2 separate regions of the Homo sapiens genome follow, and region 2 is linked to region 1. A link is an interaction called in ENCODE POLR2A ChIA-PET data of the cell type or tissue named here. Cell type or tissue: HepG2. All regions are shown on one strand. Each heading gives the region's core, and the rest is flanking DNA. Links, peaks and the distances in the headings are about the cores only. Region 1 holds the start of CXCL17 (C-X-C motif chemokine ligand 17). Region 2 overlaps LIPE-AS1 (LIPE antisense RNA 1).

What was found. ChIA-PET counts read pairs that join two places held together with the same protein. Peaks named below come from ENCODE experiments on the same cell type or tissue, not always from the same donor. Only the 100,000 strongest peaks of a DNase experiment are listed, where the experiment ranks them.
Region 2: POLR2A ChIA-PET joins it to region 1 with 12 read pairs; 4 of 35 experiments call an interaction of 5 or more read pairs at or near these places.

What each region holds. Positions count from the first base shown.
Region 1 is chr19:42,436,761-42,445,538 of GRCh38, reverse strand. CXCL17 (C-X-C motif chemokine ligand 17) reads left to right here and starts at 2,593. Exons shown (of 4, transcript NM_198477.3): 1 at 2,593-2,785. The coding sequence starts at 2,707. The region is part of intron 1 of LIPE-AS1 (LIPE antisense RNA 1); the gene reads right to left. RefSeq lists silencers at 5,075-5,164, 6,843-7,022. In HepG2, for the core only: CTCF peaks have their summits at 5,025 (motif pointing right) and 6,934 (motif pointing left); DNase peaks (open chromatin) are centred at 1,468, 4,408, 5,028 and 6,938; H3K4me3 peaks cover 566 bases.
Region 2 is chr19:42,493,656-42,502,433 of GRCh38, reverse strand. The region is part of intron 2 of LIPE-AS1 (LIPE antisense RNA 1); the gene reads right to left. Among named protein-coding and RNA genes, the nearest start is that of CEACAM1, 30 kb to the left of the region's middle. In HepG2, for the core only: no CTCF peak of the experiment used is centred there; DNase peaks (open chromatin) are centred at 3,813 and 4,493; H3K4me3 peaks cover 540 bases.

The DNA.
Region 1 (8,778 bases), core at 346-8,345:
ATCCCTGATGGTCCTTTGTGCGGTCACAGCTGGACCCGGTATGTCCTCCCGGTTAATCCAGGGTGCTCAGGGCTCCCATTTCACTCTGAACGTCCTCTCTCCTATCGGAGCTCACCACGTCTACACCTGCAGCAGCCAGGTAGCTGCACACTAATAGAAAATCCAGCAAGTCAGAAAACTTGATTTACTCCTGTAACTTTGAGGCTACTGACTGTGTTGTTGAACTAATCCTATAACTTCCCTGCACTTTAATTTCCATGTCTGTAAAGTGGGGCAGGTGGATTCGGTCACCCTAGGTGCCACTGTATAGTGAGAGCTCCTCAGAGACAGCAGCACACCTGATCTCAGCATCCACCATCTAGTAAATACCAGGCACACACTAGGCGCTCAAAGTCTCACTGAATGTATGTGTGAATAAATGACTATATGAGAGCCATGTGGATCATGGACAAAGTCAACAAATATTTTTGAATGTCTACCAAGTACACTGTAGAATAGGGAAATAAGTAACCCAGGCAGGGCGGTGTTTTCTCCCAAATTCCCCTTACCTCCTCCTGAGGAATGGAGGGCCTCTGTACATCAGAGAGACTCTTGACACAAATAATGTTCTTGAGATGCATCATAAGAAGTTGTGATGTTAACAAGAAAAAAGTCCATTTGTCTTGGGGGTGTTTTATATTAATAGACCTAACAGACCGGAAGCCCCCTCCAATGGGACACAGGATGCAACACCCACCCCAAGTGCATGGAGGGGAAACCAGAGGGAGCAGGACCTGGAAGAACAGAGGGGTAAAGAGACTGAGGCACGGGAGGTAGGTCTGAGGAGGAGCTCCCGGCCCCTGCGGTGGCCTGGGTGTGGACTGATGCAGAACTCAGCAGCATAAGTAAAGTGGCCGCACCAGGCTCCATTTGTACATGGGATGGTTTTTCAGTAAGATTTTCTTTCTGCTAATGGGCTACATTTTCGCACACTTTCTAATACATCAGGCCCAGTTAATGGGCTACAAAACAATCATTCCATTCAACAGTCATTTATAGAATACTCCCAAAGTGCCAGACCCTGTGTAAGTTCAAGCAATACAAAAATGAACACGAACAGCTCCTGTCCTCTAAAATCCCCATCCAATGAGCTCCAGGAGGCACCTCTCCTACAACACGCCCCTGCTCTGCACGGCCCTCCTCTCTGCCCTCCACCAACCCAAATCCTCCCCCAACTCCAGCTCAAGTTCCACCCAACCAAGTCCCTCTCAGTCCCCCTGCACTCCTGCCACTTTGAGAGATGACTGCACCCATATCTCTAGGCTTTATGAAATGGATGTCATCTCCCTGGTTTTAGAATTTTCCAGAAAGAAGCCACATCAGTGATTTGCATCAGAACAAGCTTAGGCCCACCCTGAGCCTTCAACTTGGACACAGGCTCAGTCATAGCAGTCCCTGGCCCCTGCAGTGCTTTATAAACACTGCAGTAGCAAAGTCCACAATCAACTCTGTGACAAGTCAACAGGCCGAGATAATTTGAAAACGTGGAGAAAAAAGAATGGTCAAACAAAACCAAAGGGCTTTGACTCATGCCTTTCCTCTTTCCTTCTCTCAGGGAAATAAAGTCACACCCCCTGCTCTCACTCCTGCCTGGAGGCTTCCAAAAAAAGGGCTCCCTTGTTAGCCTTCCCTTCAGCCCCCATGAATATCACCCAGCATTCAAGCCCAGCCTCTCCTCTCCCTTTGAGCACATTTCCTAAAGTCTCAAATAAATGTCAAGTTTAGTGAGTGCTGATATTCTATGCCCCTAATGTTTACTTCAAGTATTATTACCTTTCTTCTTTTGCCCGGGGCCATTTCCAAACAAGGGCTGGAGCCAGGCGCCCCAGCAGCTGGGCAAACACACTTCAGGGCTCCTTCCCTCCTGTGGCTCCTGTTTCTCAAACCCTCTGAGACCTAAAGCTCTGGGGGTCTCTTCCCCCAACCCAGTTCCCTCCCCTTTAGACCAGAACAACTAAGCCATGGCCACCTTCCCGATGGACACACAAGGAGGCCTGGTGTCACCCACTGCTCCAGGGGCGGTGTTCTCGGCAGGGGAGCTGCCTCTTGTCCCGGATCCTGCTCTGCTGCCATCTTATGTGGCTGCAGAATTGGAGGGAATTGTGAACAGAGAGAGGACAGGGCAACTTCCCAGGCAACAACACTACTATTGCCGATATTTTGCCAAGGATGGGAGCAGGAGCACAGAGGGGAAACAGACCTTGTCAAAGTCTCTTCTACCAACACTTAGTATCCACTTTCCTGCCAAATATTCAGATAGAGAGGGTCATTGAAAGGTATAAGGAAATCCAAGCAAGAAAAAAAGATTTGAGGAAGAAATCATGAGGCATTGGGGTGTGAGGAGGCGGGAAAGAGTACAGGAGAGAACTGGCACAGCTGCCAAGTTATCAGTCACCTTCTTATGTTCTTAAGAATGCTGAATTTCTTTTGTTTGACCAGTTTCACCTCCCAGATTCCCATAAAGCACATGGTCTAATCTGTTACGTAACAGCAAGACAGCGTCACCTCACCTGTTCTCGCCCTCAAATGGGAACGCTGGCCTGGGACTAAAGCATAGACCACCAGGCTGAGTATCCTGACCTGAGTCATCCCCAGGGATCAGGAGCCTCCAGCAGGGAACCTTCCATTATATTCTTCAAGCAACTTACAGCTGCACCGACAGTTGCGATGAAAGTTCTAATCTCTTCCCTCCTCCTGTTGCTGCCACTAATGCTGATGTCCATGGTCTCTAGCAGCCTGAATCCAGGTAAACAAGACTGTCTATGAAGGGGAAAACGGGGGGAGAAATGTGGCAAAACAGGCCACAGACACATCAAAATGCAGCTTCTCTTAGCTATGGGGGATGGGGCAAGTGAGCCTTTCTCAATGCCAGTTTCCTCCTTTACAAAAAAACAGCAAACTGTACTTACACCCAAACAATGTTGAGAGAGTTAAACGAGATATTGTATGTGAAAATATCTGCAACTGGCCGGGCGCGGTGGCTCACTCCTGTAATCCCAGCACTTTGGGAGGCCAAGGCAGGGCGGATTACAAGGTCAGGAGATCGAGACCATCCTGGCTAACACGGTGAAACTCCATCTCTACTAAAAATACAAAAAATTAGCCAGACCTGGTGGCACGCACCTGTAGTCCCAGCTACTCAGGAGGCTGAGGCCAGAGAATTGCTGGAACCCAGGAGGTGGAGGCTGCAGTGAGCCGAGACGGCACCACTGTACTCCAGCCTGGGTGACAGAGTGAGACTCCATCTCAAAAAAAAAAAAAAAAAAAAAAGGAAAGAAAAGAAAAGAAGATATCTGCAATTGTAGCTGATCCCCCTCACACACACGTACGTATGTATGTATATACTAGCTCAACAAAGATTTGCTCCCATGCCTTCTCCCCCAACACTTTTCCAAAAGAGTAACATAATTCTCATGGCTAAACTTAATGATGATGGTGGGAGAGTGTTGAAGGCAATGGTACCTTTATAGAAGATCAGGAAGTCCTTGCTTCTATTCTTTACAGTGCACTGGAATGCCACCAACATGTCTTAATGCTATTTACTGGTAACGTAATAAACTAGAAAAAGCCTGTCACCAGGTAGTGTCCATATTTGAAGCTTTATCCATAGCAAGCCCTGCTGTAACAGCTCACATTTTGGGAAGCCGACTTTAGCTTAGGGGTTCCAAATCTGCTCCAGCTTTCACTATAAAGTGGCCCAGCCCTGCACAGAGCAACCACGCAGAAAAGACCTGATCCCCATGTATATTTCCGCTTGTGAGCACCATCTCCCCAAAGGCCACTTTGAGGTGAAATGGCTATGTTACATACTCAGCATCAACTTGGTCCTAAAATCAGGAGGCATTCTCCCTTCTCCACCCCAATTTCCAACATCCCCTCCTTTGTAGAGAGAGTGCTCTGGAAGCTGTTAAGCCCCATAGCCCTAGGGCCTAGACCACTGTTCTGAAAGGGAAGACTTTTCCATCACTATGACAGACACCCAGGCTAGAGTCCTCTGCCTGGATTCAAAGCTGTAGCCCCAACCTGCCTTTCTAGTGTACCTCCCTCTACTCACTAAAAATACTATTTCTCCAACCAAACTAACCTGTTTGCCCTTCCCTGAACAGGTATTGTGTTTTTCCACCAGTTCAACTTTGCTCACACACCCAGCTCAAAACCACCTTCCCACAGCTTCCTTCAGTTCCTCCCACAGCCAGACATGTGGTCTCCCTCCTGAGCGCTGGCTTAGCCCTGCTGGACACTCTCTTCTTGCACTTATCATCTGCTGCCTTATATTGAGGGCCTTCATGTGCCTTTCCTGCCCCCACCCCCTGTCCTTCTAGGCTGCAAACTACTTGGTGACACAGACTGGTGCACTGTTTCCATATCCCTCACGCTATCCAGCTCAGTACTCAGCAAACATTAGCTAACTGCAAGAATGCATCCTCAGGTTGCTAAATCAAACCAGGGCTTCATAGCAGCTCTACTGACATTTGGGCTGAACAGTTCCTTGCGGTGGGGGCTGTTCTGTGTATTGTGAGATGTTCAGCAGCATCCGCGTGGCCTCTCTCCCCTACATGCCAATAGCAGCCTCCCCTCTCCCTCATCCAAACCCCTGTTATGGCAGCCAAAAATATCTCTAGACATCGCCAAATGACCCCGGAGGGGGAACCACCCTTGGTCAACAACCACTGCTCTACACCAATACTTCTCTGCATGGCCACACTTTTAGACTCACCTAGACCTTTACACTCAGCTTGGAAGTCAGGGGGACCTAGATCCTGGCTCTGCCACACACTTTGCAACCCTAGACAAGTCGCCTCACTTTTTTGAGTTTCAGTTTTATCATCTTAAAATGAAGAAAATACCACTTGTCACACACACTTGTGAAGATTAAATGATCCGCAGCGTGTCCTAGAAAGGGTTTAATAAATGGACTGAGTAGTTTCTAAGTCGCTCCTAAAGCACGAGGGTGAGGAACTGGGGAAAGCTCCCTGCGCCACCAGGGGGCGCCATCACAAACCACGTCGAGTGGGTGGCGGCCGGGCTCAAATCTTGTTTCCCAGCCAAGCAAAGTTTTGCAGTGCAGGCCTGAGTCTGAGCTACTTAGTGGCTAAAGGAAATAATAGCTCCTCCATCCCCAAAATAAATCTCAGAATAAAGTCTAATCTTATTTTATCTCTTAATCACATACATGCTCAATATGCTTTTCACAGGGTTAAGGGAAATAGAAATAAGTGAGAATATATGAGGTCATTAGGAAATAAATTACTTAAAATAACAGATTATTCATTAATTATAATATTATTTAATTATAAAATTACTTATAATATCAGACACATTAAGAACTCCTATATCACAAGCATTGTTCTAATCACTTCACACTTACTATCTCATTTGTCCTCACAAATCTAATGCATTTCTTACTTTTTCTTACTTTTCATTTTTCAGACTTTGAAAAATATTGTAAAAATAGAGTTCCAGTACAGCCTTCATCCAATTGTTTTCAAACAATATCTTATGTAACCATAATACAATTATCAAAACCAGGAGATTAGCACTGATACCATAATATTAACTAATCTACAAATGTTCAAATCTTGCTAATCATCCCACTCATGTCCTTTTTCTGCTCCAGACTCCAATCTGGGATCCCACTGAATAAAATGTCAGATCTCCTAGGTCTCCTCCAACCTGGGATAGTTTCTCAGTCTTTCCCTCTCTTTCAGGACCTTGACACTTTTGAAGAGTTCTAGCCAGTTGTTTTGTAGAATGCCCCCTGAATATGGGTTTGTCTGATATTTCCGGCTACACATTTTGGGCAAGAATACTTCAGAAGTGATGTATCCTTCTCTGGACATCCCAGCAAGAGCCCCAGGATGTCGATATCTCTCATTACTGATGAGGTTCACTTTAAGCACTTGGTTCAGGTGGTGTCTGCCAGGTTTCTCTACTGTAAAGTTACTATTCATCTTATTGTAATTAATAAGTATCTTGTGGAGAGACACTTTGGAAATATGTAAATAGCCTGTTTCTTCTCATCATACTTTTTTTTTTCTTGTTATTCACCAGTTATGGCATCATCATACTTTTAATATTAACTTTTAGAATCTATGGATGATTGTTTCCTATAAAGAATTATTACTGTGGTGTTGGCCAAATAGTGATTTTCTACTTCCATTGTTCCTTCTACATTTATTTAATCGGAATTCTGCCATAAGAAAGAGTTATTCCTTTTTCTTTTTCTTTTTTTTTTTTTTTTTTTTTGAGATAGAGTCTTGCTCTGTTGCCTAGGCTGGAGTGCAGTGGTGTGATCTTGGCTCACTGCCGCCTCCACCTTCTGGGCTCAAGCGATCCTCCCACCTCAGCCTCCTGAGTAGCTGGGACTACAGGCAGACACCACCACACCCAGCTAATTTTTGTATTTTTAGTAGAGACGGGGTTTTGTCATGTTAGCCAGGCTGGTCTCTAATTCCTGGCCTCAAGTGATCCCCCCACTTTGGCCTCCCAAAGTGCTGGGATTACAGGCGTGAGCCACCATGCCTAGCCTCTTCCTTATTTATTTATTTGTTCAGTTATTTATTTATATCAGCATGGACTCATGAGTATTTATGGGTTGGAATCCACTACTATCATTATTTATTATGTTGCTCATATTGTCCCAAAATTGGCCATTGGGAGCTCCTTCTAGTTGGCTTCTGTGACCTTTAGACACATCTCCACCATTTTTTGAGCAGCTCCTTACTTTCTGACACCACAAGAAGCTTTGGGCTCCTCTTGTGTTTTTCTGCCCCAGCCCTGGATCAGCTATTTTTCCTGGAAGCCCTAGTTCCTTTCATGGGAGAATGATATTTACAGACTATGGGCACTGACTGATAGGTCCATTGCTAGTAGGTGCTGGTGCTTCTAGGCCCTCTAGTGGTCAGAGCTGGGAAATAACACACACGCACACTCATGTACAGTAGTCCCCACTTAATCGCAGTTTCAGTTACCCGCCAACAGTGGTCCAAAAATATTGTTATCTTGAGAAAGAGACAAAGAGAGAGAGAGACCACATTCACGTCATTTTCATTACAGTATATATGTGTGTGTGTGTGTGTGTGTGTGTGTATTTTATATATATATATATATATATATATTTTTTTTTTTTTTTTTTTTTTTTTTTTGAGACAGAGTCTCTTGTCGCCCAGGCTGGAGTGCAGTGGTGCAATCTCGGCTCACTGCAAGCTCTGCCTCCTGGGTTCACACCATTCTCCTGCCTCAGCCTCCCGAGTAGCTGGGACTAAAGGCGTGCGCCACCACACCTGGCTAATTTTTTGTATTTTTAGTAGAGATGGGGTTTCACCGTGTTAGCCAGGATGGTCTCAATCTCCTGACCTCGTGATCCGCCTGCCTCGGCCTCCCAAAGTGCTGGGATTACAGGTGTGAGCCCCCACCTGGCCTATTACAGTATATTTTTAAAATTGTTCTATCTTATTGTTAATCTCTTACTGTGCCTAATTCATAAATTAGACTTTATCGTAAGTGTATATGTGTAGAAAAAATATATATATAGGGTTTGGTACTATCTGAGACTTGAAGTATCTTGGGGGTCTTGGAATGCATCCCCTGTGGATAAGGGAGGAATATTATTAACCACATCTTACAAATTAGGAAAATGAGGCACAGAAAAGTTACACAACTTTGTCCAAAATCACAAAGCAAATATGTAGTGGATCTGGGAAGTGAAAATAATGACAGATGCACCACAAATCCTAACAAGTGGAAGTAACTTCTTTACACATCCACATCAGCAGAAAGCCACAAGCCCAATATTCCAGCATAGACACTCACTTTGGAAAATAACCAGAATTCCACAGCAATAAACACAATGATAACCATCATGTACTCAACACCCGCCTGGACACTGGGCTCCCACAGCAGCTCACTTATTCCCAACAACTCTGCAAGGAGGATTTTACCACCCTCCTTTCACAAATCAGGGAATCAAGGATCATAGAAGCCAAGTGACTTGTCCAAGTCGACAGTTAAGTGACAGAGCCAGTAGCTGACCCCAGGCCTATGTGGATATAAAGTGCATGCTTATGCCACTGTATCAGTGGTTCCCAAAACTGATTTTAGGTGGAAAGTAAATAAGCTTCTTTTTACTTTAATATTTATGTGTTTATTCCAATGCATGTTAGGAAAAAACTAAGCATACATCAAACCTGTAATTTCACAGATAATATTGCATAGGATGAGGATGTTTTGCAAAATAAATTTGTTTAGAGAAAAAGTATAAAGTGGCCAGGCATAGCATCTCATGCCTATAATCCCAACGCTTTGGGAGGCCGAGGGGAGCGGATCACTTGAGGTTAAGAGTTCAAGACCAGCCTGACCAACATGGTAAAACCTGCCTCTACTAAAAATACAAAAATTAGCCAGGCATGGTGGTGGGTGCCTGTAATCCCAGCTACTTGGGAGGCTGAGGAAGGAGAATTGCTTGAACCCGAGAGGCAGAGGTTGCAGTGAGCCGAGATCACAACACTGCACTCCAGCCTGGGCGACAGAGTGAGACTCCGTCTCAAAAAAAATAAATAAATAATTAAATGAAAAAAAATTTAAACATTAGTATAGCTCTTCTGAAAGCAATTCTTAACTTTTGACCCAGTAATTCCACTTTGGGAACTCTCTCTCAAGAAAATAATCTAAAATTTGGAAAACAGTTACAAGAACAAAGAAATTTACCAACATCTAAAAAATAAAACTTTCTAAATATTC
Region 2 (8,778 bases), core at 539-8,538, 57 kb before region 1:
GAAAGGAGCCACTAATTCAATCTATCAGGTACAAAGCACCTGTATTCATGTTCTATTGCTATACAATAAACCGCCACTAATTTAGTGGCTTAAAACAACACTTACTCATTAGTTTGCAGAATTCAGTTCCTTGAAGTCAGTTTGAGTTCCCCACTGTCCTGTTGTCGGCCAGGGACTATTATTAGCTCCTAGAAGACCTTTTCAGGTCCTAGCACTGTGACCTCCTCCATCTTAGCCATGGAGAACCTCTCTCAAGTCAAATCCCTCTCACACTTCTACTATCTCTGATTTTCCCTTCTGAGACCAGCCTGAGAAAAAGCTCTGATTTTGCTTTTAAAAAGCTCATGTGATTACATTAGGTCCACTCAGATCATTTCCCTTCTGATTAATTCAAAATCAACTAAGTTGTAACCTTAATTATGTCTTCAAAATCCTGTTTGCCACACAAGGTAACATAATCGTGGGTGTGGTTTCTCATCATATTCATAGTTCTAGGTATTAGGGGCCATCTTAGAATTCTGTGTACCAAGCACACATAAAGCCACTGGTGCTTTCTGGAAACTCCTTTACAATCCTGTTCTGAGGAAGTGGCAAAGAAGCCAAAAATGATCAATCCAACTTTTTGTTTTGTTTTTTTTTGAGACAGTCTCACTCTGTCACCCAAGCTGGAGTATAGTGGCACAATCTCAGCCCAATGCAACCTCGGTATCCTGGGCTCAAGTGATTCTCGTGCCTCAGCCTCCTGAGTAGCTGGGATTACAGGTGCATGCTACCACACCAGGCTAATTTTTGTATTCTTTTTAGTAGAGATGGGGTTTTGCCATGTTGGTCAGGCTGGTCTCAAACTCCTGGCCTCAAGTGATCCACCTACCTTGGCCTCCCAGAGTGCTGGGATTATAGGTGTCAGCCACTGTGCCTGGCCCCCAACTTTTATTTTTTGAGACAGGATCTCACTATGTTGCCCAGGCTGGAGTGTAGTGGCACAATCATGGCTAATTGCAGTCTTGACCTCCCAGACTCAGGCGATTCCCAGGCTCAGCCTCCTGAATAGGTGGGACCACAAGCGCATACCACCACATGGGGCTAATATTTTTATTTGTTGTAGAGACAGGGTCTCACTGTGTTGCCCAGGCTGTTCTTGAACTTCTGAACAGAAGCAATCTTCCTGCCTCGGCCTAAACAAGTGCTGGGATTACAGGAGTGAGCGACAATTTAACGTGCAGTAAGATACTGTTATTAGTCTGCTATAACACTATATGGCTGCCATATGACTATATGGCTGAGTACCAGAAAGCCTGAATTGCTTAAACAACAGAAATTAATTTCTCATAGTTTTGGAGGTGCCTTCTTGCTGTCTCCTCACATGGTCTCTTCTCTGTACCTACACATCTGTGGTGTCTCTCATTGTGTCCCAATTTCCTCTTCAAGGACAGCAGTCAGAATCAATTAGGGCCCACCCTACAGGCATTATCTTAATCACCTTTAAAGCCCCTATTTCCAAATAAAGTCACATTCTGAGACACCAGGGGTTAGGGTTTCAACAGAAGAATTTTAAGGGAACACAATTCAGCCCATGACAGAGACCAAGGACAAAAAACAGAAACAAGAAAGCAAGGACCAGGCCAGGCGCAGTGGCTCACACCTGTAATCCCAACACTTTGGGAGGCCGAGGCAGGCGGATCACCTGAGGCCAGGAGTTCAAGACCAGCCTTGGCAACATGGTGAAACCCCGTCTCTACTAAAAATACAAAAAATTAGCTGGGTATGGTGGTGCGTGCCTGTAATCCCAGCTACTTGGGAGGCTGGGGCGCAAGAATCACTTGAACTTGGAAGGTAGAGGTTGCAGTGAGCCAAGGTCATGCCACTGCACTGCAACCTGGGTGACAGCATGAGACTCTGTCTCAAAGCAAAAAAAAAAAAAAAAAAAAAAAAGGACCCCCATTTCCTCCTAGCCTAGAAATGTCTGAGTCAAGGATATACCCATTGCCCTCAAACCTCTGGCAATGTTCATACACTGACAATAGCTAGCACCAAAGTTAACCCCTGAAAAACTAAGGTTATCAGAAATTGAAAGGCATTCCAAGAAACCAACCAAATATCAAACAGGACCTTTTCTAGGTTTCTGATTATTTGTTTAACAAACATTTATTGAGGACTTACTATATGTCAAATACTAAGCTAGGTATTAAAGAGAATATGAACATTAAAAAATAAAGTCCTTCTGATTTGGATTCTGGTTCAAACAATCTTACTATTTAAAAAAGAAGAGGAGGGAGGGAAAGAACAAAGGAAGGAATCAAAGAACAAATAAATGAAAAACGGAAAGGAAGAACAATTATAAGGTAATTGCAGAAATTTGATCATTGGCTGGATATTTTATGATATTAAGGAGGAAATAATCTTTTTTTTTTTTTTTTTTTTTTTTTGAGATGGAGTCTCGCTCTGTCACCCAGGCTGGAGTGCAGTGGCGTGATCTCCGCTCACTGCAAGCTCCACCTCCCAGGTTCACACCATTCTCCTGCCTCAGCCTCCCACCACCACACCCGGCTAATTTTTTTGTATTTTTAGTAGAGACGGGGTTTCACTGTGCTAGCCAGGATGGTCTCGATCTCCTGACCTTGTGATTCACCTGCCTTGGCCTCCCAAAGTGCTGGGATTACAGGTGTGAGCCACCGCGCCCAGCCAAGGAGGAAATAATCTTTTACTGTGATAATGTTTTCTGATATGCTTGTGATACTGTTTCTTAAAATGCCCTTGTATTTTAGGAGTAAGTTGAAATATCTACAGATGAAATGATTTGATGTCTATGATTTTCTACAAAATAATTCATGGTTGGAAGGGGGAATATAGATGAGCTAAGATTGAACTGAAATGTTCATCACTGAAGCTGGATGATAAGTACATGTAAACTCATTATATTATTGGCTCTACTTTTATAACTGTTTTCCGAGAATAAAAATTCCTTGCTCTCCAGAAGCTTATAATAAAAGGAGTCAGACATTCCAACAAATAGAATACAATGACAAAGTGTTGGGTAAGCTCCAAGGGCAGCAATGGCTCTGGGATAGGCAGAAGGAGTCAGAGAAGATATCAAAGAAGAGTCCCTCGTTGACCAGAGGCTTTAAGGAAGAGTATCTCAGGCCAAGGAAAGACAAGCGGGTACAAAGGCATGTAGACATGAAGTGGCAGAGCTTCCCCACATGACTTATTAGCAGCTATGTTAGTGTGAGCGTAGGTTCTAGAACCAGACTACCTGTGCTGGAGTTCTGCTTCTGAGTGCCTGCTGTGAGACCTCAGGCAGGCTATGTGTAATGCCTCTGTGCCTCAGATTCTTTACCTATAAAACAAGGATTATAGCAATAGTAATATATACTTCAAGGGGCCGATGTCAGGAGTTGATGAGTTATTTAATGCATAAAATGCTTAGAAGACGGTGGGTAAAAAATAAATGCCAGCTATTAGCAATGGTAGCAGACTCCTAGCCCACAATACCACACATTCTGAAAAATCTCCTCCAATTTGTTAATTTATCTCCTTTTTGTTAGACTGTAAACTTGTAAAATAAGGACTGTGTCTTATTTATCTCTTTATCCCTAAAACCTAGCCTAAGACTATGCCCATAGTAGGCCTTGATCAGGAGTTCTTTCAGGTGTCAGGGTAGGGACCACCAACAGCCTCTGTCTAACTCGCTCTTTATTTCTCCATGTGATACCCTCAATTCCTGAAATTCTCTGGCTTCCTTTAGCTTCCTTCCTGTGTCTAACTCATCCCCTATTCTGCTCCAGGGTTGTTCATTTATAATTATGCCCTCTGGTCCCTCCCCTGGCAAGTGTTCCAGTGCTTCCTCTCCCTCTCCCCACAGATAAGATACTCTCTGAACAGCCTCTGCATTGCTTATTCTGCAATTAGTGAAGGGTGAGGGAGGCTGAACTCCTAGATCATACCTATTTGTGAAAAGTAGAATACTCTGGAAAAGAGAAAAGCAGGTCAGATGGCCAAAGTATAAAGCCTTCTAATGTAGCCCCAGCTTGAGGAAATCCTGTAGACATGTTTGTACCATCAGCTAAAATCTCACTGTAATGTTCTGAGGGTTTAGAAACTGCTAGGGAGGAAGGAGGCATGATGAGCAGGGAGCCCAGCTTTCTATCAATTTTTGCAAACTTCAGTATTTCTTTTTCCTCTGCTAGTAAACGTCCTCATTTTCCCTCAGAGCAGAGTCAGAGAGAAAGAAAATTGAAAGATCCATTTTCATATCCGGAGCCTGAAAACTGAGAACATGCAAGACTACAGATGGCTACTGACTCTACAGATGAAGTAGGAAAGTCAGATGCAGCTCCCTCTGTGTACAAAGTGCCCTCTGCCCTAAGCTGTGATGTGCGGCTGGAACATGATCCCAGTCTCCCCAAGAGTGGGGACTGCTGGTAGATCATTAACTAACTACCCACGAGCAGAAGGAAAAAGAGACCTCTGAAGTACCTCGCTCTACCCATTCTCCCAGTTTCCTCTGAGAGGACAATTCAAGGCCATGTCCCCAGCCTCAGGTTTAAGGGTTCTTTAATACAAAAAGAGTGGGGGAGGGGATCACAAAGCAGAAACAGGACACTGGAGAAAACAGACTGACCATGCTTTGTTTAAAGGTCAAAGTCTTGTGAAGCATGCCAATCTTTCTTCATTGCTTAGGCTCTGTATGATGTGAGCCTTGTCCTGTACTTGGAGCACTATGTGAACCCAGAGCTTTCCTTGCTTGGGGCTAGAGAAATAAAAAGGGGTAACTATTTAAAAAAGGCCAATAAACATAAACAGACTAGCAAGTATCTGAAATCCTAAGTGTGATTATAAGGAAGTGAAACTGATTTTCTTGTAGGCCTCAGACTGGTTTTGAAAGTAACTCTACATGGCAAGTTGACCAAAATATTTTGAGTAATGATGACAGAATTTTTTGAATAGATGTGTATTTATTCCCAGGACAACTACTTTTAAGGTGCCCATATTTATCTGGATATGATATACTTGTTAACAGAATCCTATACCTATAACTCACATGAGTTTCATAACTTTTTTGTCTTAACTTACATAGGACTGAGGAACAGTTTAATACTAGCAGGAGTTTAAATGAGCCAATTTCCCCATTTGAAGCCTTCCTGGTTAATTCCATCAGCCAGCCCTGTTTCGTCCAGAGGAGAAGGAGCAGGAATGGAAATGGACAGAAACAGACATGACATTCTCCCACTTCCATTTAACTCAAGAAGGGCTTTATTATCTTTATTGGAGAATTAGGCTTTGCTTATTCACTGGCTACTTCACATCAGACAGAGAAACTTAATTAATATAAATTATTCAAAGAACCAGCTGTAAAATTTATCACTAAAGTAACAAAGTACAGGGCAAGAGTTATTAGTGCTTCATGCATGTTTCAGCTTATTCTCTAAAGCTCAGCAACTTCTCTCTTCTTAAGAATTGTAAACCCTCCATACTGTCAGAGGTGTTCGAACCAGAGCAACTCCATATTGAACTGGGGCTGGGTAAAATGAGGCTGAGATCTGCTGGGCTGCATTCCCAGGAGGTTAGGCATTCTTAGCTGCAGGATGAGCTAGAAGGTCAACACAAGATACAGGTCACAAATCCCCTGCTGATAAAACAGGATGCAGTAAAGAAGGTGGTCAAAACCCACCAAAACCAACATAGCGATGAAACTGACCTCTGGTTGCTCTCACTGCTCATTATACACTAATTATAATGTATTAGCATGCTAGAAGACACTCCCCCCAGCACCATGGCAGTTTGCAAATGCCATGGCAATGTCTGGAAGTTACCCTATATGGTCTAAAAAAAAAGAGGAGCCCTCAGTTCTGAGAAATCCCTGCCCCTTCCTTGGAAAACTCATGAATAATTCACCCTATATTTAGCACATGATCAAAAAATAACCATAAAAATAGCCAACTAGCAGCACTCAGGGCTGCTCTACCTATGGAGTAGCCATTCTTTTGTTTCTTTACTTCTCTAATAACCTTGCTTTCACTTTATGGACTTGCCCTGAATTCTTTCTTGTGCAAGATCCAAGAACCCTCTCTTGGGGTCTGGATTGGGGCCCATTTCCCATAACATCTTCCAGAGAACCATGAAGGGACAATACTGGAGAGACCCCCGACTCCAAAGGAAAATTATCCATGCAGCACCAATTGGCTGACTCTGGGTAAGTGCTGGGGTACATTTTATCCTGGGTAAAGGACAAAGTTGGGTTAGAGGCCCAACCTGAAAGGGTTAGAATACCTTCTAAGACATAGCGGGTTGTGCTCGCTTCAGCAACACATATACTAAAATTGGACTGATACACAGAAGATTAGCTAAAAATTTTTATATATTAAAAGAGAAAAGGAAGGAAGGAAGGGAGGGAGGGAGGAAGGAAGATGGGAGGGAGGGAGGGAGGGAGGGAGGAAGGAAGATGGAAAGGAAGGAGGGAAAGGGGGAGAGAGGGAGAGAGGGAGGGAGGGAGGGAGGAAGGAAGGAAGGAAGGAAGGAAGGCAGGCAGGCAGGCAGGCAGGCAGGCAGGCAGACAGGCAGGCATAAGGGGTTAAAAGGCCCATCACAGTAAAGGGCAAAGACGCTTGTCTGAACTTGGGTTAAAGGCTCAACTTAGGAAGGTCAGAGTCCCTCCTAAGACATAGGGAGTTAGAGGTCTCCCTTGGTAACACTGTTCTTGGTTAAAAATGGATTTGGTACTACGGGATGTTAACCACTATTCTCTTTGGATTAATCTGCCTTGCGCTCTTTGCTGAAGGCTATGAGTGATAGGATTAGGCATGTACAGGATCGTGGGACACAGGGAGCTTTTTTCTCCCTAAAGGGGGAAACTTGAGAGCCAATGAGACTACCAGAAAAGATCCCTTCAAGACTGACGATCAGCTGCCTGAACATTTGATCCAGTGTCGCTGCAATGGGTGGGTCTTTCCCTGGCCCCCCGAGCTCCTTGCCTCCCCTGCCCTGCTGCAGGCAATGCTTTTCTCCCTCTCCCTTCCCTTTCCTCTCTCTCTCTGTGCGCAAACCAGTTGAATGCATGGTAAAAATCACTTTTTATCTCCTCTGCAAAGTTTTCATTACTGGGAAAAAGGATTTATGAAGCTAATCTTAGGCTGTAACAAATCCAGTGTAATTTGTGCTATGAATTTGTCTTTCTGTGTCGTTCTGTCATAAAAAGAGATACCACAGGATAGAATGCAGGCCAAGGACCCCTGTAAGCCCTCTGTTCAAGCCACCCCAGAAAGCTGTTCAGTTACAAATTGCTGCTGGTTAATGAAACCAAAAAACAAAACAAACAAACAAACCAAAAACCTGGATGAGGTTTCTCCTTCATCTTGTTTTATGTCCTTGGGAGTCTGACATTGTAACCATGGTACTTTCTCTTGGTCTCTGCCATCTGGAGGGCAGGAATTTGGGGGCTCATGTCACAGCCCTAAAAATTATCTTGAGCAGTTAAAAGCCTTAGCAAGTTCAAAATTGGCTGCTCTAGGCTCCTTCTGGGAAGAATAACAGAAACTGCCCAATGTTGTAGCTCAGTAGCTAAGATTTCATCTTTTCACAATGGTGGCCTGGGTTCAATTTCCAGCCTGGGGAATAAGTCCTTTCTGGTTTATTTGTGTGACCTTTACCATTTATTAATTCCTTTCCTCTCCATGAACAACTTCTTTTTTATTTTTTATTTTTATTACTTTTTGTTTGTTTGTTTTTGCCCATGACATAACCCTCAGGAGATCCTGAGAACATGTGCCCCCATCCATGAACAACTTCTGGCTTCCCTTCTCAAATTTTCCTTTCTCTGTGCTACCTTTAGAGATTCTATATCTTGTAAAAACTGCTTACCAACTCTTTGGAAATACCCGGTACACCCACAGTTAAGTCATAACCTTAGTTAAAACTTATTGGTTTCATCTGGGAAGTTACCTTTGGTAAAGTCCAAAAGCCAGAAATATTGGCTGTTTGTCTTAACTAGAATCTAGTAATAAGAGATTTGGTTAAAAGCTGGCTTAATTTAAAGCAGATGTCCAAGCGATGCATACGTTTTAAAGGCCTTTATGGTTTTTTTCTTGGATCTTACTTTTCTGGAAAAAACAAAAACTTTTTCTTCTCAGACGACTGAATTCTCTTTCTCCAGTTTTTATTCTTGCCACCTTCATGCCCACATAAGAGGACCTAAGATAATTTCTGACAGCTGGGACTCCTTGGGAAAAACAGGGGTGACACAGACCCCATTTTGGGGAAACTTCTCTTTTCTTCATGGAACCCCAGCAATTAAAAGTGGATAGGCCGGGCACGGTGGCTCACACCTGTAATCCCAGCACTTTGGGAGGCTGAGGCAGGTCGATCACGAGGTCAGGAGTTCAAGACCAGCCAAGATACTGAAACCTCATCTCTACTAAAAATACAAAAATTAGCTGAGCATGGTGGCGGGCGCCTGTAATCCCAGCTACTTAGGAGGCTGAGGCAGAGAATTGCTTTAACTCATGAGGCGGAGTTTGCAGTGAGCTGAGATTACACCACTGCACTCCAGCCTGGGTGACAGAGCAAGACTCTGTCTCAAAAAATACAAAATAAAAGAGGATAGATGCCTCTCAAAATCTAAGGCTCTGTTCTGTTTTGCACTGCATTACCTGACATTTTGATTTTTGGGGGGTATCAGAAATTACTTTGCATTGGCCGGGTGCAGTGGCTCACGCCTGTAATCCCCACACTTTGGGAGGCCGAGGCAGGTGGATCACCTGAGGTCAGGAGTTTGAGACCAGC